Regions from separate parts of the Homo sapiens genome. Here regions 1, 3 and 4 are each linked to region 2. The links are chromatin contacts, found by Hi-C or POLR2A ChIA-PET in ENCODE. All regions are on one chromosome and are shown on one strand. Each heading gives the region's core, a stretch centred on a gene start or an enhancer-like site at or near the end of the contact. The rest is flanking DNA. Distances are from core to core; before and after follow the strand shown.

What was found. Hi-C counts contacts between places; a loop is a spot of excess contacts on that map. ChIA-PET counts read pairs that join two places held with the same protein, here RNA polymerase II (POLR2A). Pooled maps may share reads with other maps.
Region 1: a map of naive thymus-derived CD4-positive, alpha-beta T cell shows a loop between it and region 2 (2.5-fold over the local background). The contact joins the enhancer-like site here to the promoter of LINC02391 in region 2. A Hi-C loop is called at or near these places in 1 of 168 maps with a recorded cell type or tissue (naive thymus-derived CD4-positive, alpha-beta T cell) and 7 of 50 pooled maps. POLR2A ChIA-PET finds 5 or more read pairs at or near these places in 2 of 52 experiments (CD4-positive, alpha-beta memory T cell and activated naive CD4-positive, alpha-beta T cell).
Region 3: a loop to region 2 is called in a map of naive thymus-derived CD4-positive, alpha-beta T cell, with 2.5 times the contacts of the local background. The contact joins the promoter of LINC02404 here to the promoter of LINC02391 in region 2. A Hi-C loop is called at or near these places in 2 of 168 maps with a recorded cell type or tissue (CD4-positive, alpha-beta memory T cell and naive thymus-derived CD4-positive, alpha-beta T cell) and 8 of 50 pooled maps. POLR2A ChIA-PET finds 5 or more read pairs at or near these places in 1 of 52 experiments (naive thymus-derived CD4-positive, alpha-beta T cell).
Region 4: a map with no recorded cell type shows a loop between it and region 2 (4-fold over the local background). The contact joins the enhancer-like site here to the promoter of LINC02391 in region 2. A Hi-C loop is called at or near these places in 2 of 37 single-sample maps with no recorded cell type and 4 of 50 pooled maps. POLR2A ChIA-PET finds 5 or more read pairs at or near these places in 3 of 52 experiments (CD4-positive, alpha-beta memory T cell, activated naive CD4-positive, alpha-beta T cell and naive thymus-derived CD4-positive, alpha-beta T cell).

What each region holds. Positions count from the first base shown.
Region 1 is chr12:91,989,406-91,994,861 of GRCh38, reverse strand. LINC01619 (long intergenic non-protein coding RNA 1619) reads left to right here. Exons shown (of 5, transcript NR_132341.1): 2 at 1,333-1,492. Among named protein-coding and RNA genes, the nearest start is that of LINC02404, 120 kb to the right of the region's middle. Within about 2 kb of position 4,046, at least 2 of the 41 ENCODE cell types and tissues checked have a DNase peak (open chromatin) inside an H3K27ac peak, as active enhancers do.
Region 2 is chr12:92,361,569-92,366,734 of GRCh38, reverse strand. LINC02391 (long intergenic non-protein coding RNA 2391) reads left to right here and starts at 2,903. Exons shown (of 5, transcript XR_007063404.1): 1 at 2,903-3,144. All of the region lies in intron 1 of LOC105369902 (a long non-coding RNA gene), which reads right to left. RefSeq lists enhancers at 3,301-3,350, 3,831-3,920.
Region 3 is chr12:91,872,466-91,877,456 of GRCh38, reverse strand. LINC02404 (long intergenic non-protein coding RNA 2404) reads right to left here and starts at 2,154. Exons shown (of 3, transcript XR_945201.2): 1 at 2,053-2,154; 2 at 1-64.
Region 4 is chr12:92,062,496-92,067,830 of GRCh38, reverse strand. The region is part of intron 1 of LINC01619 (long intergenic non-protein coding RNA 1619); the gene reads left to right. Among named protein-coding and RNA genes, the nearest start is that of LINC01619, 78 kb to the left of the region's middle. Within about 2 kb of position 2,595, at least 10 of the 41 ENCODE cell types and tissues checked have a DNase peak (open chromatin) inside an H3K27ac peak, as active enhancers do.

The DNA of each region.
Region 1 (5,456 bases), core at 2,797-5,296, 370 kb after region 2:
ATAATTCTAGTATTGCCCATGGTAAATTCATATCAATATTCACCAAAGTATTTTTTCCTCTACACAGGAAAAGAAAGAAATAAAAGCGAAACAATTTCGGAATCACTCCCTATAGCCACGGAAATGATTTTAATTACCAATTCATCTGTTGGCAGACTCTTCTGGCAGATGTACCTGCAACTTGGAAAGATAACAAATGAACCAATTCCTTACTCCAGAGTTGACACTGGTAGTGCTTACTGAATTTGCTCTCAAAAAAGAATCCTGGGCAACAATACATCTGGCACTCTGCTCGAGGAATTTGTCATGTCATTGACATGTTCAGCCTCCATTGTCCACACCACCCTGACAGCAGGTCCTTTATATTTCAAAGAAATTGCAGCCTGAATTAATATAATTAGAATGTAACTGTTATTCACTGCAGAAACTCCTTATTTCCAGAAGTAAAGATCTGATAGCATGTCTGTACTTAAAATCTTTCCCATGATGGCTGGAGGGGAGCAAGCAGATAATAAAATGACAGAATAGATGCTATTTCACGGGCTTTTTAAAGTATTAACTAATGGAAATATAGGGGGAGAAGAAAACTGTTCTACCCTTGGCATGTATAAATGGAAACATCTTTTAAGTTTACTAGCCTTTATAGTACTTCTATAAAATATGTTCTGAAAAGTAACTAAACTCAGAGAAATAAATTAAATCAGAAAAATTAGCTATCTCCAAAAAATATGCAATGAAGCATGAAGTAGAGTGGCTAATTCATAGACAGAATTACAGATTTAAGAGATGGTTGAATAACTTTAGTCATTTTTCCCTGCTTCCCTTTGAACAGTTGATGTCACTAACTAGGCAACTGTCACCAAGTTGGTAACTTGAGTGCTGGATTTTTGAATTTTATTCTTTGTTAGCATTCTGTTTCTACAAATACATGATTACTGATATAGTGGAAACTGACATTGGCATTTTTCTTTTGAAAATAAGATTGATTCACATTCTTTTAAATAAGTTAATTTTCTCACTGGGAATGACTCATTTGAGGGGGAACAATGGCCTGGCATATCAATGTGTTGGCTGGTGCTTATGGCCTCTTCTCTGAAGAATATAATGTTTATCCTTGTACATGTTATAGACCGTTTGTGTCCTTCTGAAATTTATATGTTGAAGCCCTAATTCCCAGTGTAATGATATTTGGATATGCAAGCCTTTAGGTAATTAGATTTAGGAGCCTTGAGGGTGGAGCTCTCATGGTGGAATTAGTGTCCTTATAAGTAGAGGAAAAAAACATCAGAGTGCTCGCTCTCTCCTTCTCTCTCCCCTGTGCCCTGCCTCCAGACCTCTGACTATGTGAAGATACGGTGGGAAGATGACTGACCGCAAGACAGGAAGAGAGCCCTCACCGAGGAACCAAATTGGCCAGTATCTTGATTTTGGATTTCTCAACCTCAAGAACCATGAGAAATGAATGTCTGCTGTTCAAGCCACCCAGTCAATGGTATTTTGTTATGGCAGCCCCAGCTGACCAAGAGAGCGCATATGAATTTAATGAGCATTGAGAAAAGCTAATGTTTTTCATTTTTTCCCTTAGAAGCATCTATCGATCTTCATTTGAAATTATGTGTCAGAAACTGCAATAATAGAAGTAAAGAGAATGGGCTAGGTAATGTAAGAATAGGGCTAAGGTTATGTAAGTGAGGGAGAGTTTCGAGAGAGGAATTTCAGTAGCCTTTAAAATTTTAAATAAAATACGCTCTATAAACCAAATGCATTAGTTAAGGAGCTGTGGGCATCAGTTTCTCCTTATAAAGATTGCATATACCTTTTAGTTAACATCTTGGACAAGTCAGGAATGATTCCTTTCCTCCAGGGTGTCCTGTGGAATGTCTACCTTGTCTCCCTCAACATAGAGGAACTATCGACCATTTTCCATTAAATAGCCTAGAATTAGGTGTGTTTCAGAATCACGTGTATATATGTACATGGTGGTTGGATGTGGGTGGATTCGGAAGGACTTGTTAAGATGCCCATGCCTGAATTCCTCCCAGATCCACTAAATCAGAATTGTCAGCTGTGGTGCCCAAATTACCTAAGTTAAAAACCACTCCAAGCGCTTCTGATACATACCAGACTTGACATCCATAGACCAATGTTCTCATTCATTGATACACATATTCAAGTTTACTACCTAGGCAGATCTTTCTATAGGTTATATATGTGAGTTTAAAAATGGGTACATTTAATTTTTATAAATGGAAGTCCATTTAAGACATTTTGGGCCAATGGTTTTGAGGAGAGCTCATTAGCATACCAGCTGAGCTGCCCCATTCCCTCATTGCACACCTTCCTTCTGCCTTTGCCATAGGTTGCTTAGTTTCTCAGTCTGCCTGTCTGGTCTGAGTTAGAAAGAAAAATGGGCATCTCACAGTTCCTAGCAATTTATTTTGCAAAAGAATGCAGTAGAGATTTCTATTTTAATGTAAAAAAATCCTTTGAGTAAATAGTTTTCCCTCTCTCCAATATATTTTCTTATTATTCTGTATATTTAATAATGGGATTATATGTTATAAACACATGCTTAGACATCCAAATATATGCACAGATGGAAAATATCAAGCTTGCAGGAAAGGTCCATCCCCCAAACACAATTTTAAGGGGTTTTGCCTTTGTTTTCTCTAAGGAATACAAAAGTCAGACTTGAAAAAAAGGAGGTTTAGGGAATTCTGTCACTATTTTCCTAATTTCCAGCAAATGCTAATTCTGATGTTGTTTTTTTGATTTTTAGTGGCCTTTAGAGAATTCTTGGGGTTGAGGGTGGGTAGGAAGCGGATTGAGGATGGGGGAGAGTTCCTATCTGATGTCTGACCAATGAATTGTTAGATAAACTAGTCATGTAGAAAACAGCTTGATTTATCTAAGAGAGATAATAGTGACTCCCAGGATCCAGCCTGCCCTGTAACAACCCAGAGGACTTCTTTCCTGAGGTTTACAGAATACACTGATTGGTCAATCAACTAGATGTAGTAAATATGTAAAAATTATATTCCAAAAATTTTGTAAAAATAGTAAAATAAGTACATATTTTTGGAAGAGTATGTGGGGAAAAAGTAATGCAGAGGAAAAAAAAGAAGGGAGAAAATATGGGCCAAGGTGCTGCTTTCAGAATCAGACACATGTGGATTAGATTCCAGTGTTAGTTGTTGTATGCCCTTGGGTAGTTATGTCACATTTCTAAGCCAATGTTGTCATCTGTTAAATGGGAACAATGTCTCCCTCACATGGCTATGGTAAGGGTTTGCTAAAGTATTTATTTTACAGTCTGTAAAAGGATTCAGAAAAATGCTTGATATACAGTAGCTGCTAACACAATACATCTGAGATAATAGTATTACATTGCTGGCAGCAGAGAGTGGTAGCCACTAAGTATATTTTTTTCTGGACATGCAGTCCTGACTTTGAACCCCTTTTGGTTTGAGGCAGAATTACTGCTATTGGCATTTCTAGCACTAAGTCTACATGATATTTTAAAGAATTTGTTGAGAGCTCTTAAATTATTACTATTATTATCAAGAAATAGATTTGTTATGTCTGTTTTCTTGATTTATTAACTGAAATTCTGTAATCCTTGCCTTAAGCTTACAAGCGTTCTTAGTTTGATTTTTAAAATACCCTCAGAAACCATTAATGTTCACAAGAAATAAGAAATCTTTGCAATAATATTTCATTGTATCATCGTACTTTTTCTTTCCTGAAAAACCAATGAAGAATGGCAGTTTTATAGGTAAAACAGTAGTTAGCCTTTATATGGATGACATTTTCCCAAAAGCCTAGAAAAATTTCACATTTGCAGAAAAATACTCTGTTCCCATATTAAATCTGATTAAAATTCAAATCTATATTAACATCTCATAACTTTTTGAAAAAAGTGAATGCCACACTTAATGGAAAATGCTCACTGTCTGTCCTCACTGCTTTTGTGGGCTTCCTAGCAAGGCTGTACTGGGATCCAGGAGGGCTGGATCACAGCTACATCCTTGTTAAAACAGTCAACCGGCATGAATGTTGGCCTTTAGTTTTTCCTTCCTTTCCCCTCTCCCATCCCTACATTGTTTCAGCTGCCAGCTCCCTAATATTTTTTTCTGAAGCAAGGGAAAGGAAAGGGCAAAAATGACTTAGAAAGAATAACATTTCTTTCTATGGACTTAAATAGAACATTCAACGCAAAACATCCTGTGTTTTCTTTTAGTTGATGACACATTGACTGTAGGAATGAATGAACTAAAAACCAGGGCTTGATTTTCAAATGGGGGTTATTTTAGTTGCATACTACCTGATCAAGAGAAAGTTGTTCAACTATTTTAAATTATAACCTGTTGGTTTCTCCTCTGTACTCCTGATCTCCTTATCTTGCTGTGCGTTTCTTTTCTCCATTTTACATATCACCTTCTAACATGTGTTTATTATGTTTTTTGTTTATTTTCCCACTCTCCTGGCCATGATGGAAGTCCATGAGAGCAAGCATCTTTGTCCGTTTGGCTCACTGTTGGATTCCCTGTTTTAAAAATATCACCCGGCCCAGCGTAGGTGCTCAATAAATATTTGCAGCATGAATTAATGAAATAGTTTCTTTCTCAGTGTCTTTTTCTATACAATTATGCAGAATATAACTGGTACAAATATGGTACAAAAACATCTTATAAATGTGCGCTTATACCTAGTAGATACATTTGAAAGTACAGCTCTGCTGGGAGTGTACATATCTTAGTTGGTGAAGAAGAGATAATAAAAGAGTTAGATTAAAAAAAAAGCACTTTGTCACTCTCTATTCTCTTATTTACTCTGCTTTATTTTTCTTTGAACCCTGAATCTTAATACCCAACATAATATATTTATTTGCTGATTGTCTACTTCCCCATACTAGAATGTAAGCTTTTTAAGGACAGGATCTTGTGTGTTTTGCTCACTACTATAGCCCCATTCCTTGGACTCATGCCTGATACAGAGTAAGCACCCAATACATATTTATTGAATGAATAAATGTATGTTTGAATGAGTGTGTTTGTTTCAGACTGTATTCATGTCTGGCTCTTGCTCTATATACAGACTCTTTGGAATGATCGTTCACTAAGAGCTTGGTACTGTTGAGGTGGATGATGGGTGGGGAGATAAAGGGAAGAAAATGACCAAGATTATACTAGTATTTTTAAATTTTTTTATTAATTGTGAAAAAGATGTCTCAATCATTATATATGTAGTATAGTGTGAGCCTAGGGACGGTGGTTTGGGTCCTGAAACATCCACCTATTTTCAGAATGAACTAAAATAATTTCTTAGTTTCTTGATGTCACATTTTCATTATTTGTAAAATTAAAACAATGTTACCTTACCCAGGGCTATAATGGGAGAATAGAGAGGCACTGACACATCGAAGTTGGTCAGTAAATATTAGCTATCATCATCAT
Region 2 (5,166 bases), core at 1,654-4,153:
AGAGGACCCAGAGACCCAGAGCTCCAATCAAGAAATATTGACCAGAAACTCAGAAGGGTGAGTTTCTCATCTTCTGTTTCCCCACTGACTCAATGAAAAATGTTACCTGGATACTACTGAAATTCCAAATAACTACATGCTGCACCACTAAGGACAGCAACTGCTTTTTTCCAGAATAATCAGGTTGTCATCAAAGTAGAAGGCTGCTGAAATGGACAGCAAGCAACACGCACACACACACACACAATATCACATATTTTGTTCAGAAAGACATAGGTCTGGGTTTTGGGTTCAGAAAGACCTATGCCAACACATTATTAGGTTTTTAGAAATATTCTATGGATCAATGAATAGAGAGAGAATTTATTCTTCTTGAGGAGTAGGTATTTAAGAAATTAGTAAGGATTAGGAAACTTTTAAAAACATCTCTTTGGACTTACTTTATATGGTTATATGAAACAATGAAATCATTTTTCTGTATAGGAGTCTAATCTCCTTGGGAGTAACATTTTACTACCTGGTTCTATTGCTTTGTAGTTGAGTGTGTATTAAGTCCGATATCTACATACAAGTAACAGGGACAAATGGGTTCCTTTTGTAAATACTCCCTGCCACAGTCTACATTTGTAATCAGACGATCAATATGGTTAACATGTGCCAACTTCACTGGAGAAGGGTGAGTGAGCCTGGTTGAGATCCATGATACAGGAGAAATAATGTGAAGAAGCTGTATGAATGGGGCCCATTGTTTGTCTGTATTTTAAATGTTCTCATTTTTCACAACATTTTATGGAGAGCTCTTAAAAGGCCTTTATTGATAGAGATAATCATTAAATGTCAGTTTAAAAAGAGGTGTTGTTGTTGTAAATGTAATCCAATCTGCTTTTGCACAGGGCCTTTTTATCCTCGTGTACTGAGGAGTACTTTGCCAACACAATCCTGTCACCAAAATCCAAGATGTCATTCATAGAGGCTTAGAGAACTCCTTTCTAGATTTAAATTTAGAGGCATGGGATATTTATTGGATTAAATAATTTATGTTTAAAAGTTGACATAAATTTTGTACATGACTTTCTTTCTCTGTGACAACTAGACCCTGAATATTTACTCATTAAGTGATCATGTGTTGAGCATCTACTATACACCAGGTGCAGTGCTCTGTAATGTGATAAAAAAGCTAAAGTCCTTACCTTCAAAAGACAGAAATAGGCATGCAAATAAGTGGATGACAATGCAGGGTGACAAGTGCAATGTAAGGAACCTGTGCAAGCTAGCGAGTTTGAATAGAGCATTGATTCTCAAAACCTGATCCCAGGACCAGCAGAATCAGCCTTATCTGGGAACTTGTTAGAAAGGCAAATTCTCACTGCAAAAAATAAATAAATAAATAAATAAATAAATAAAATAAAATGACATGCATGTAAGGTAATGCGTATATTAGTTAGCTTGATGTAGCCATTCCACAATGTGTACCTATATTAAAACATTGTTGTACACCATAAATAGATAAAATTTTTGTCTGTTTTAAATAAATTTTTTTAAAAAAGGAAATAATGTGAATACTAATAGTAAAAACATCAGCAAATCCCTTAAAAAACAAAAAACAACAACAAAAAAAACTTGGTATGCAACAAGATCCAAAAACATAAAAGTAAAACAAAACAAAACAAAACAAAACAAAAGAGAAAACAAAATAAGAAAGAAATACAAATTCTCCAGAGCTACTGAATTCTACACTCAGGGGGTGGACCCTGCAATCTGTGCCTTAACAAGCCCTCCAGCTGTTTCTGATGCCTGCTCAAGTCTGAAAACTGCTGGCCTTAAGCAGTGATTGGCAAACTCTGGTGCAGATTAGAATCACCTGGGGAGCACTTAAAACTCCCAGGGCTCAGGCCACATCCCAGACCAATTAAATGAAAAACACTGGAGGGAGATGAAGCGGTGATGTCTGCACCAGTTTTTAAAAGTCAAATAAGATATTTCCAGGAAGACACAGTAAGAAGGCATTTCTGGCAGAGGGAAGAGTCCACAAAGGCACAGAAGCATGAAACAGCTCTGTATTTTGGAGGTAAAATCAACACTATTACTGAAGCATAAAATTTAAAGGGGTGGCCAGGCATGGTGGCTCAAGCCTGTAATCCCAGCACTTTGGGGGGCCGAGGCAGGCGGATCACTTGAGGTCAGGAGTTCGAGACCAGCCTGGCTAACATGGCGAAACCCCGTCTCCACTAAAAATACAAAAAAAATTAGCCAGGCGTGGTGATGCGTGCTTGTAATCCCAGCTACTCGGGAGGCCGAGGCGGGAGAATTGCTTGACCCCAGGAAGTGGAGGTTGTAGGGAGGCGAGATTGTACCACTGCACTTCAGCCTGGGCGACAGAGTGAGACTCCGTATCAAAAAAAAAAAAGTTTAAAGGGGACAGTAGACAGAGGTCAGTTCACAAGGAGCCTCCAGGCTGCTACTGCGTGGAGGATGAATTGAATCTTACTTATAAATATATTTTGTCTGTTTTTTATTGGAAAACTGGCTTGGGTTCCATTTTGCTACCTACCCATCTTGCGTCCTGGTGTTGACTTTCCTATCAAAACCATTCCTCTGAGCTGAGGCTGTTTATAATTAAGATCAGTGATTATCTAGCACTCGACAAAACTCAGCCACTGCTGCTCTGAGCGGAAGGAGAGACAGACTTAGTAGCAGATAACTCAGAAAAGAGGATCTGAGACAAAGCAAAGGAGCTACAGAAAAGGAAATGGTTGCTTTAGCTTTTTATTCCACCCTCCCCCCGACAGCTGAATCAGGGAGCGACTCTGGAATAAGTGCATCTGCCCTTTAAGAAATCAAAGCCAGACTCAGGAAGTGGGTGGGAAGCCTTCTAAAGAGCCTCAGCTGCCGCGTGCCTTCTGTCTGCTGTGGGCCCAGCAGCTGCACAGACCCCTCTTGTTGGGAGACAAGACAGGGCTCTTTCTCTCCCGTGACCTCAGCCTCATCTCCAATCGTGGGGAAGAGAGAAACTGAAATTCTTCCTGTGACTGAACACATGAGAATGCAACAGTTACTTGGGGTAACAGGTTTCCTGTGGGTCCTGTGTGAAGAGTATGCATTCATTCCAGTGTCGGGGAGGGGAGAAGAATGAGGAGGAGGCAGGTGCGTTCCATTCTTTGATTTGTATAATACAAATATTTCCAGAGGACAAAGATGGGCAGAAGCTTTAAGCAACAGCCATCTTCCATCTCGACAGAGGGAACCATGGTGGTTGAACAAAGCACCTAGCACCCTCTGCCTGCCTCTCCTCCCTTCCACCTCCCCTTGAACATTTTTAGGTTTTCAAATGTAATAAAGAAGTCTACTGTTCCAATGGGATTCAAGGTCAGCTCTAACTAGGTGTTCACATTCATAGCCTGCTGACCAGATCAGAGGCAGTTTAATAAAGCAACTGTAAATCAGCTATGAAGATGGTGAACACCCCGGCCTGTACTAACTTTATGAGGTTCAAGTCTCTATTTTTGATACCCCATGAAATAGGGAGAAGTCGGGGATGCATGTGTTTTGGATAGATGAGTTAGCAAGTTGAGCCTGAGATTGTGGTGAGCAATTTAGGCACAACTTCAAGGTCAGCCTCGTTTGAAAGGGGAGGGGAGGCAGTTCTCTCCTGAGGGAATTTGTTAAGGAGCTCATCACTTGTTTCTGAATTGAGCTCTGTCGGCCATCTCAGCATCATCTGACACCTGCACACATCATATCATGTGATACACTTGGGAGAAAGGGCCAGGTCAATTTCCTCCTGGTGGGTGATTTGGTTTTCCTCTTCAGCTAATGTTTAATGTTTCTCTTTTGATTTGCATGTGGAAGCCTTACTCTATGCTAAGCTATGATAAGCACTTTACATGCCAATATGACAGCATAGTCCTTTAACCACGGGCTTTAGAATCACTCTGCCATGTTCAAACCTCAGCTTTAATCATGAAATATACCCAGGTAACAAACCTGCATGTATACCCACTGAATCTAAAAGTTGAAAAAAGTCTCTATGCTACATAAAACAAAAACAAAAACAAAAAAAATCTGAACTGTATCCCTTTGGACAAGTCACCTAATCCAGTCAAACCTGAGTTTTCTTAAATACTAAATAGGAATAGTGATAATAGTGCAGGTACTTGCCAGATTGGGTTAATATGAAGGTTCATAAATTTATTCATGTAACATTCCTACACATAGTATGTACTCAATAACGCTACATACTTTTATTATGAACCATCCTTTTCACAACCTTAGGAAGTATATACTCCTCTCCCTACATGCAAAACAAAACAAAACAAAAGAGAAATTTAGAGACTTTAAGATCTGGCTCAATGTCACAGAACTCGTATGTGGGAGATTCAGGTTTCAGACTCAATTCTTGGGATACAGTCCATGCTGTTAAACATTACACTAGACAGCCTCTACCGAACAATGACTTTTTATTACTTGACTGTTTAAATTCACCTCTCCTCTCCTTCTCAAAATGAGTACCAATTTGTCCTATGCGTAATTTATTCTCGAGCCTTAACGCTTGTTTTCTGCCCTTGTTTGATTCCTTTTCTCAGTTTGCAATTTCACTGTTAGGTTTCTGCATTGTACTCACAACATTTTTGAGTACTGCCTGTTATAAACTAGTCATTTTGCTTCCACATATTCATTCCTAAAGAGAAGACCATTTCTTAAGAAAAAATAGAATAAAGGAGGAACAGATTCTCAGATGTAATCATCATGGTGTGCAATGAATATCTGAGCACTTGCAGGGCCATTGCACTTTCAAATATTCCTTTTCTTGTCTGCATAACAAGGACTCAGCCACACTCTCCTAAAGACAGCTGGCTATAGTAGTCTGGGTGAAAAGCCTGACCATTAGATCTGTGCTTCATAATTCGACAGTGAGAGAACAAAAATGGTATATTTCAAGTTTCAGATATATGTGTGTGCATATGCATATAAATTACATATATTCATATATTTATGTGTGTATATATACACTCATATAATCATGTTGGAGTTTTAGAGATTTAGTTAAGCTCTTGTAGGCTGGACCCACAAACCACAACCATAAACTGAAAAAGAATTCAGCTACCTAACAAACTACTGAATTGAAATAACTGAAATTGAATAATTTTTCTGGGATTATTTAGGTAT
Region 3 (4,991 bases), core at 905-3,404, 490 kb after region 2:
CCAGGGAAATAACCCTGGCCCACATTTGGTGGACTTCTGCAGAACTCATACACACATCTCCTTTCTGCTGAAAAATAACAGACGTCTATATGAAAAAAATAAGGCATATCCTCTTTGATAAATCACTTAAAGGGAGAACTGGTGAGAGGGTAAAGCAACAGGATGTGGGTGTCTGACTTACAATGCAAGCTGGTCACATGCTGTACATGTTGACATCAGCTGCGGCAGAGACATTTTCCTTGGGTTTCACACCAAGAGTGGCTGAACCCACTCCTGTGAGTAACACCACACACTGCATCAAGCAAGACTCTGTGTCACAGCATCCCTCATGGCCCTGCTGTCCACAGGGTCTTAGAGGGAAACTGGCATTGTCATCAGCCCTCTCCTGTCTGGGACCTGCCTTTGATCGTTTTCACAGCTGTCACACTCCAGTCTGCTCACAAAGAACAACAGATTGCTGGGAGAGGAATGCTCACCATACAGCTACCTGAAAGATAAGAACTGCCATTGTTTTTCCCCTTCTTTGTTCCAACCTCCCCAATAATGATGGAAAGGTGTTCCTCCCTAAAATACACACTGGAAGTGTCAGAGAGATGCTCCATCCTGTGGACCATCATCTCTTTGTCTCTGAGAAGCCCCCAACAGACCAGATTCTGTTTCTTATGTGACACAGGTCGTATTTTGCCTTGCAGTTATTTTTTCTGTGCAAATCCTATTCCACTTATTTGAGATAGGAAACATGCCCTACTCATCTTCTTATTGTCCATTACAGCTTTCAGAGGCTCTGAAAAATAAATATTTGTTAACTTAAATAAATTCCAGAAGCATTCTAATGAAAAACAGTATGTGTATTAACCCAGTAGCTATTTACTGAGTGGCTACTATGTTGTAAGCATAATTATATCCTAGTTCAAAGTGACTTGAGCATGAATATTATGAGTTTCTGCTTTCAACTCATTTATATGCTATTAAGAGAAATAGAGAGAGGAAGGAAGGGAGAGAAAGAACAGGGTATGGTGGAAATCTAGAGCAGGGAGGAATAAACTTTGCCTGGGGCAATTGGTCAAGTCTTCCAGGAGAGGAAGAGTTGATCTGGGTTCTGAAGGATGGGTAATACTCAACAGGCAGTTAATGGGAGTGTAAATTACTTCAACCATTGAAAAAATTAGCATGGTGATTCCTCAAAGAGCTAAAAACAGAACTACCATTTGACCCAGTAATCCCATTACTGGCTATATATCCAGAGGAATATAAATCATTCTGCCTTGAAGACCCATGCACGTGAATGTTCATTGCAGCACTATTGACAATAGCAAAGGCATGGGATCAGCCTAAATGCCCATCAGTGACAGATTGGATAAAGAAAATGTGATACATATACACCATTGAATACTATGCAGCCATAAAAACGAATGAGATCATGTCTTTTGCAGGAACATGAATGGAGCTGGAGGCCATTATCCTTAGCAAACTAATGCAGGAACAGAAAATCAAATACCATATGTTTCACTTATAAGTAGGAGCTAAATGATGAGAACTCATGGACGTACAAAGAAGGAAACAACAGACACTGAGGCCTACTTGCGGGTTGAGGGTGAGAGGTGGGAGAAGAGCAGAGAAAATAACTATTGCATACTAGGCTTAGTATCTGGGTGAGAAAATAATCTGCAAAACAAACTCCTGTGACACAAGTTTACCTATATAACAAACCTGCACATGTACTCCTGAACCTAAAATAAAAGTTAAAAAATAATCAAATGGCAGAAAAGATAATAAGGACATTACAGGCAAAGTGAGTAGTTCTTGCAGAACAAAATTTATGGAAGGAATGTTTTAATTAGGAAACTAAGAAAAGTTCAGAGTGACTGGAACATTGAGAGAAATAGGGAGAGAAGGGGCATATTCATTTTTGACTGCTGCATAATGAGTGATCACAAACTTGGTAGCTCAAAACAACACTGTATTAGTTAGGGTTTTCTAGAGGGACAGAACTAACGAGAGAGAGAGAGAGAGATAGATAGATAAAGGGGAGTTTATTAAGTATTAACTCACACTATCACAAGGTCCTACAATAGGCATCTGTAAGCTGAGGAGCAAGGAGAGCCAGTCCAAGTCCCAAAACAAGAACCTGGAGTCCAGTGTTTGAGGGCAGGAAGCATCCAGCATGGGAGAAAGATGTAGGCTGGGAGGCTAGGCCAGTCTTTTCACGTTTTTCTGCCTGCTTTATATTCCAGCTGGGCTGGTGGCTGATTAGATGGTGTCCACTCAGATTAAGGGCGGGTCTGCCTTTCTCAGCCCACTGACTCAAATGTTAATCTCCTTTGGCAACACCCTGATAGACACACCCAGGATCAATACTTTGCATCCTTCAGTCCAATCTAGTTGACACTCAGTATTAATCATCACAAACACGTAGGTATTATCTGAAGACTTTTATGGGTCTGGGTATGGGTTAACTGGGTCCTCTGTTCATAGTCTCATTGGGCTGAAATCATGGAGTTGGCTGGGGTTATAATCTCGTTTGAGGCTCAGGGACCTCTTTCAAGCTCACATGGTGATTGGCAGAATTCAGTTATCTGAAGCTGTGCAATTGGGAAAATTATTTCTAACTAGCTGTTAACTGGAGACCCCTCTAAGTCCTAGAAGTCACCCACACAGCCCCTCCATAGGCCCTGTCAGAACATGCCAGTTTGCTTCATTCTGAGGCCAACAGAAGAGCTTCCCTATCCCATTTCCGCTTCCCTTAAAGCACTCATCTGATTAGGTCATGCCCACCCAGGATCATCCCCCCTTTTGATGAACTCAAAGTCACATGATTAGTAGTCAGTGATATCCCACCATATTCACTTACTCTGCCCACATTCAAGGGGAGGACATTATAACAGGTTGGGGACTCCAGGAGTCAGAATCTTAGAGCTCTTTCTATCACAATCGAAGTAGGAAAAAGCTGAAGGAATCCAAAATTTGAACTTTCTGTAGGCCCTGTCACTATCCATCTAGTTTTGAGTCCCTTCATTGATATACACTTTTATCTATAAAACCTTCATAGAGATGGTCTCAGTCTAAATAAATAATATAACTAACAGAATTCTGCACACTGCTTTGCACATATATCTATGGTATGAAGTTTCTTCATACCAAAGCCACTCTGAGGAATTCACACTATTCTTCAGGGTGAAGAATGGAAAGTTTGTTAACATTGTTAAGAAGGGAGGGAACATGATCAGATTTGCTTTTTGCACTGGGCCAGGATGATGAGCAATCTGGCCTCAAACTCACTACTAATTTGTATTTTAATTACCCTAATACAACACATGACTAAGAATTTGATAATACTTAGTTTTTATGATGGAAAATTTTGAACATATCAAAATAAACAGAATGATATATTTCCCCATGTCCTGACCTTGGTTTTGGTAGTTATCAACTATCAATGTCATGTTTGTTTCACCTTTCCTCTTTTCCCATTTTCTCCTATTTTATTAATATTTGTTTCTTTAGTTGTTTTTGAGGCAAGATTTATATATATTCAATTACTGTACAATTTTGACCAATGCATACACTCATGTAACCCACACACCTATCAAGATAAAAAGTATTTTTTATTACTTTTATTACTCAGAAAGTTTTCCCATATCTCTTCCAAGTCAACCCCTCCCACTCTGCTAAGAGGCAGCCACTGTTTTTGTTTTCTGGTTTTTGTTTTTTGCCACTCTTAGAACTTTATATAAATGGAGTCATACAGCATGCATTCTTTTGTGTCTGGCTTTTTTTCACAGCATAATGTCTGGGACAAGCATTTATGCCATTGAGTGTATTCACAGTTTATTCCTTTGTATTGTCAAGTAGTAGTCCATTAAAAGAATATGTCACTGTTTTTCCATTATTTTCATACCTGGGCTGTTTCCAGTTTTGGGCTATTACAAACAAAGCTACTATTTCCATTCTTATAGATGTCTTTCTGTGGACATCTATTTTTATTTTCCTTAAGTAAATATATAGGAGTTTGCTGAATTAAAGGGCATACATACTATATCTAAATTTATTAGGAACTGTAAAAATTTCTTTCAAAGTGTTTGTAACATTTTACACTCCCATCAGCAATGTATGAGAGTTACAGTTGCTCTGCATCCTCACCAACACTTGTTGTTGCTAGTTTTAATTGCAGCCATTCTGATGGGTGTATATTAGTGTCACATTGTGGTTTTAATTTATATTTCCATTATGACTGATGGCATTGAATAATTACATTTAGATGTGGAATAATACTGCTGAAGAGCCTCAGTTTTCGTATTAGACCAACCCTGGTTCAAATCCCTGCTTTGCTTCTTACCCATCAAGATTCTTGACTTCTTTCTAAAATATATATCCATATAGCAGCTACCCAGCTACCCAAATTTTGCACACACACACACACACACACACACACACACACACACGAACAGCAATCCCCAACCTTTCTGGCACCAGGGATTGATTTACCTGGAAGACAATTTTTCCATGGATGGGGCAGAGGGAAGCATGGTTTTGGAATGAAACTGTTCCACCTCCGATCATCAGGCATTAGATTCTCATATTGAGTGCAATATAGATCCCTTGCATGTGCACTTCACAGTAGGATTCATGCTCCTTTGAGAGTCTAATGCCCCTGCTGATCTGACAGGAGGCCAAGCTCATGTGGTAATGTTGACTTGCCAGTCACTCACCTCCTGCTGTGCAGCCGGGTTCCTAACAGTCCATAGACTGGTACAAGTCCATTGTACTAGAATATATAAATACTATATATATTTTAGTGCATATATAAATAGAACATATATTTATAAGTATATATAATTCTTTAAAAAAAAATTTTTTTTTTGAGACAGAGTCTCGCTCTTGCTGCCCAGGCTGGAGTGCAGTGGTGCGATCTCAGCTCACTGCAACCTCTGCCCCCTGGGTTCAAGTTATTCTCCTGCCTCAGCCTCTCTCTGCCAGGCTGGTCTCGAACTCTT
Region 4 (5,335 bases), core at 1,346-3,845, 300 kb after region 2:
TGTGTGTATATGTATATCCATGTATTATGGATATGGAATATACTTTCATTGGAAAAGAGTCTGGTTCAGTTTGAGAAGAAGGTGTTGAGTATGGTGTCACAGGAACAAAATATTTGAAAGAGAGAATTTGGAAGCTAAGATTAATTTGGAATCTATAATTGCACGTAGCTTTCTTCCCCTCCGCAACAGATTCAATTCTCTCAGACTCCTGAATCAAATGTCTGGTGGAGCCCATAAGTAGTAGTAGAAGTCAGTGAAACTAAATAGAGGATCAATAATTGTATATGCACATACATATATCAATATATGTATATATGCATATATGTATGTGTGTGGAAATGTATACATGTGTATATTATACATATATAGAGAATAAACATATACATATATGGAGATTATAGATACACACATAGATTAAATATATACCATATATATGGATACACATATGATACATGTATATCTCTACATGTGTAAGGTATATACATATATATTTTTATATATATATATCTGGTATATACATATAGAGATATACACACCATACCTATGGAAATATATATATGGGGGGTGTGTGTGTGTGCACGCATATAGTAAACATATATATATATACACACACACACCATATGTATGGATGTATGGATATATATGATATACATATGTGTATCTATAATCTCCATATATGTATGTGTTTATCTTCAATACATACATATAGTCCGGGCATGGCATGGCGGCTCATACCTGTAATCCCAGCACTCTGGGAGGCTAAGGCGGGTGGATCACTTGAGGCCAAGAGTTCAAGACCAGCCTGGCCAACACGGTGAAACCCCGTCTCTACTAAAAATACAAAAATTAGCTGAACATGGTGGCACATGACTGTAATCACAGCTATTTGAGAGGCTGAAGCATGAGAATCGCTTGAACCCAGGAAGCAAAGGTTGCATTGAGCCGAGATTGTGCCACTGCACTCGGCTGGGACAACAGAATGACACTCTGTCTCAAAAAGAAAAAAAATGTATAGATATATATCTATGTATACACTTCCATATACATACATGTATGTGTGTATACATACATTCATATATATATGTGTGTATATACAATTATTGATCCTCTATTTAGTTTCACTGACTTCTGCTACTACTTATGGGCTCCACCAGCTATTTGATTCAGGAGTCTAAGAGAGACTTGAATTGGTTGTGGAGGGGAAGAAAACTCTGAGCAATTATAGATTCTAAATTAACCTTAGCTTCCAAATTCTCTCTTTCAAATATTTTGATCCTGTGACATTATACTCATCCTCAAAGTGAGCCACAGTCTTTTCCAGTGGATGCATCTCTTGTATCACTTAACATGACTAGCCATTAGAGAAGTTTCTTTGTGTTCAGTTAGATACTAGAGACTCCATGCATCTCATGACCATGCACTCTTTCTGTAGTAAGTAGCTAGAGAAAGCAGCAGGGTAGTATGTTGCTTATCAGAGAAGTTAATATATCCATCTTCTCTCCCCTCATTTCTTTTGCTCAAATGAAATTTGGTATTTTGATAACTAAGACACAATTTTACTTATATCTATATTTTGATAACTGGACACACTTTTACTTACATCTATACTAAAATTTGAATATCAGTTATGGGGATTTGCTAGCAATTATGCCAACAAAATAGTAGAATGACATCCATGCATATCAAAAAAGCACAACTGACATATTTAGAAACATCTCCTATTAATCCAGGTTCATTTCAACCTGAATTCTATTTAAAGTCATGAAAAAAAAGCAAGACACAACAATTATTTAATCCGAAATGTGATGTACAGTAATGATTCTCTTTCATCCTAGGACAACACATTTCATACGTGTAAGTGACTAAAGGGCAATGACTCTTTATGGATTTTCCCTTTGGTGACCTTTACAAAAAGTCTAAGGTAAAGTTCTAACTCAGTTCATTCTACCTCCCCCTCACTGCTCTAAAAGAAGTATTGGGGAGGTGTCATTTCTACAAATCAAGTTCTGACTCAGTGCCAAAAAATTTTTAAGGAACAGAATTCTATATGCAGATTGCCTAGCCCAAGACAACTTTATAGTCACCAGGACATTTTTTTTGGAGGTGGGAGGGTGCAGTTCTCTGTTAAATTTTATTATTACATAAAACATAGCCTCTTCTCTTTTTTTTTCTGTACTTGAAAAAGCAGAAACTTTTTGTCATCACATAAACTTATGGAGTCATAGAATCTTAGGATTGTAAGGGACATTATAATGTAGTCAACATTAGAAATCAGCTACTTTAAACTCTTGCTAAATGCTCCCACTCCCCAACTCTGCTGTATTTTTTTTTCCTTTAGCTGAGAATTGATTTAAGGGAATGCAAGATTCTGTGAATGCCTGAACTCTGTTTCATGTCCTACTTCTGTCTTCCTCTGCAATTTGTTTAAATGACTTTGCCAGGAGGACTTTCCAGAGGTGGGGTTTTGTTCTTGAACTCATGTGAGAACACATTCGTGCCCTACATTCTGAGGGGAGGTGATCTCGGCGGGGATTTTTTTGCTCATGGAAGAAAAATATATGAGCGCATTTTTTTCTACTGGGCACAGCTGGTAGTTCCCTACTGACTGGTGTTTGTTTTGAAGTCACGTGGCAAAGGGGGTTTCTGCCAATGTTTACTCATTACACATTCAAATATGACACCCTGACGCCCATTCACAGTAGAACTTCAATGTTGCTATCCAATTCTCTTGCCAGAAACGGAAAGTTTATTCCCAGAGTGAAAGTTGCTCTCTTCGCAAATGCAGAGGGTTTAGTGCTCAACAGTGATAGTTGAGAATTGTTGGTTTTTAAATATTAAATTTATTGAATTATTTAATTTTTACATGATTTAAGTGGACTGCTTGGCTCATTATACCTAAAATAATTCTTAGTCAGTACCGCATTTATTAAAGAATAACTTTATGCTACAAGGAAGGGAGGCTGACAACCACTTTATACATTACTACCCTGATATAACTGAAATAATTTTATGCCTATTTGGGGCCCCTCCCTGTGAAAGGATGATACACACCTGCCATATTGCATGTGGGCAATGCTGTGACTTGCTTTGGCCAATGAAATAAGGGTGAAAGCCACTTTCTATCAGAAGCCCTAGAAGCCAGTGTGAGGTCCATCAATTGCACTTTTCACACTGCCACATTACTGGCAATGATCCAGATAGAGGCTGTTCTGTCCGCTAAGTCCTGGAGTAAACACAAAGCAGACCAAACCCACAGCAGACAAGGAACATGAACAAGAAATCAATCTTTATTATAGTGAGCTCCTGAGATCTGAAGGCCATTTATTACTGCAATACAATCTAATACAACCTAGCTCATTCTGACCAATGAAGATTGTACATTGGAAAGAGCAGAAAGATCCTAAGATAAATCCTGGTTCTGCCATTAAATAATGATGTGAACTTGGACATTTGGAAAGTACCAATGACTTTGACAACTTGAACCTCAGTTTCCTCTTGTGAGAAATGGACATAATAACCATTCCCTTCCTGATCATACAGAATGGTATGGGGCTAAAATCTCATCATTTATGTTGTAAATAGTACACTGGAAAGAACTATTGCCTATATAAAAGTAAGGCACTAAAATTATAATTTCCTTTTTTAGTGAGTCGCGTGTACTGATCTTCACCTCTTTTCAACTTTCTAGTAAATAGATGTTCTGAAGTGTATCCTCGTTATAAAGTTTTAGAAGTAATCAAACACAGATAGTCATACTTTCCCGAGAATGGCACTCCTGACTATAGTGGACCATTCTTTTTTAAAAATCTAGCTTTGAGATGAATGGATACACGTGGAGTGCTGCTGAGACATATGGACACTTGCCTGGCCAGGCCAATCTGCCCGATTATCTTTTCTGAGCCATGAGCATATCATGTTCTGGCCAAACTGCTTTTGCATTCTGAAAGAACATTGTAACAGACAGAGAATACTGTTATTTATTTTACCAGGAAGAATTAGATAGTGAAAAGAGCATTAGCTTTAGAAACAGGCAGACTCAGCCCATAGTAGTCACTCAATAAATATTTGTTGAATAAATAAACAATCAGTTCAAATCTCACCAACGATTTCTAACTGTGTGGTCTTGTGCAAGATATTTAACCTCTCTGAGTGTCAATTTTATTATAATTCCTACCTTAAAAAGCTTTTTTTCTTTAAAGATTAAGGAAATGGTAGATGTACAAGGTCTATCAAAGTACCTAGTACAGATTGAATAAATGTGAACCTTTAGTTAATTAGCCATGTTCTTTTCTGGAGTGGGTGACCAATTTATAGAAAAAAAAGTGGGCTTTAGGGCTTGTTTGCAGGGCTTCATTGGTGAATGAAGTCTCTAGATTCCTTCTGAAAAAATCAATAGCATTTTGACAAGACTATACCTTCTTTGCCACAGAAGCAATACTATGTAAGTGCACCCGAGGAAAGCATTTCAAATGCTTTTGATGCACAAAAGCTTCAAGGACTCTGCCTTTGAAAAGTTTTCCTAACAAAAGGAACCACACAGCCTCCCACTGCCTGGTTTCTAGATTGGTTTTCCATCTCCTCTCAACCATACTGCCTTTATCTCTCAGTTCCTGTATCTGCCTCTTTAATATACTTGCAGGTGCTTGAAAGACCCTTCTGCAGGTGTTTCTTAGTATCAAACTTAGGAATTTATATGAGCAACAAAAAGATAGATGGCAAACTTTTAACTGATCTGCATCAACAAAGGAAGAAGAGAAGAAGCATTGGCCGGAAGCCTATTATATACATGCTGCTTTTCCAGATATTTATCATTTCATTTAATCCTCACAGCAGCTCTGCGAGATACATGACTTTATTTATTTATTTTTGCTGTGGTGATTTTAAAATGAGGATAACAAAATACAAAGAAGTTTAGGAATTTGTTCAAGGTCACATAACTAGTAAGTGGCATAGCTAGGAGTTGAATGCCAGTCTGTTTTTTTTCCAAAACCATGTTCTTTTCCTCACATTACCCTTCCTCACTGTTTACGGACTATTCACTACCTCAATGCATGATGCAACAAAGACGTCTGACAGCTTGCTGTGTTGTGGAGAGAGCCTTCAGAGCCAGGGGACCTGGGTTCTTGCACTGATAATGTCATTTACTAATTATGTGGCCTTGGGCAGATTACTTATCATCTCTGAGCTGCAAGTGCTTCATTAGTAAAAAGAGAAAAATTACCTCTTTCAAGGCAATGTCATTGTGAGGACGAGAGACAGTATATGTAGAGTGCCTGGCATAGGGTAGACATTCAATTAATGGAAGTTACTGATATTATTATTATTGTTACCCTTA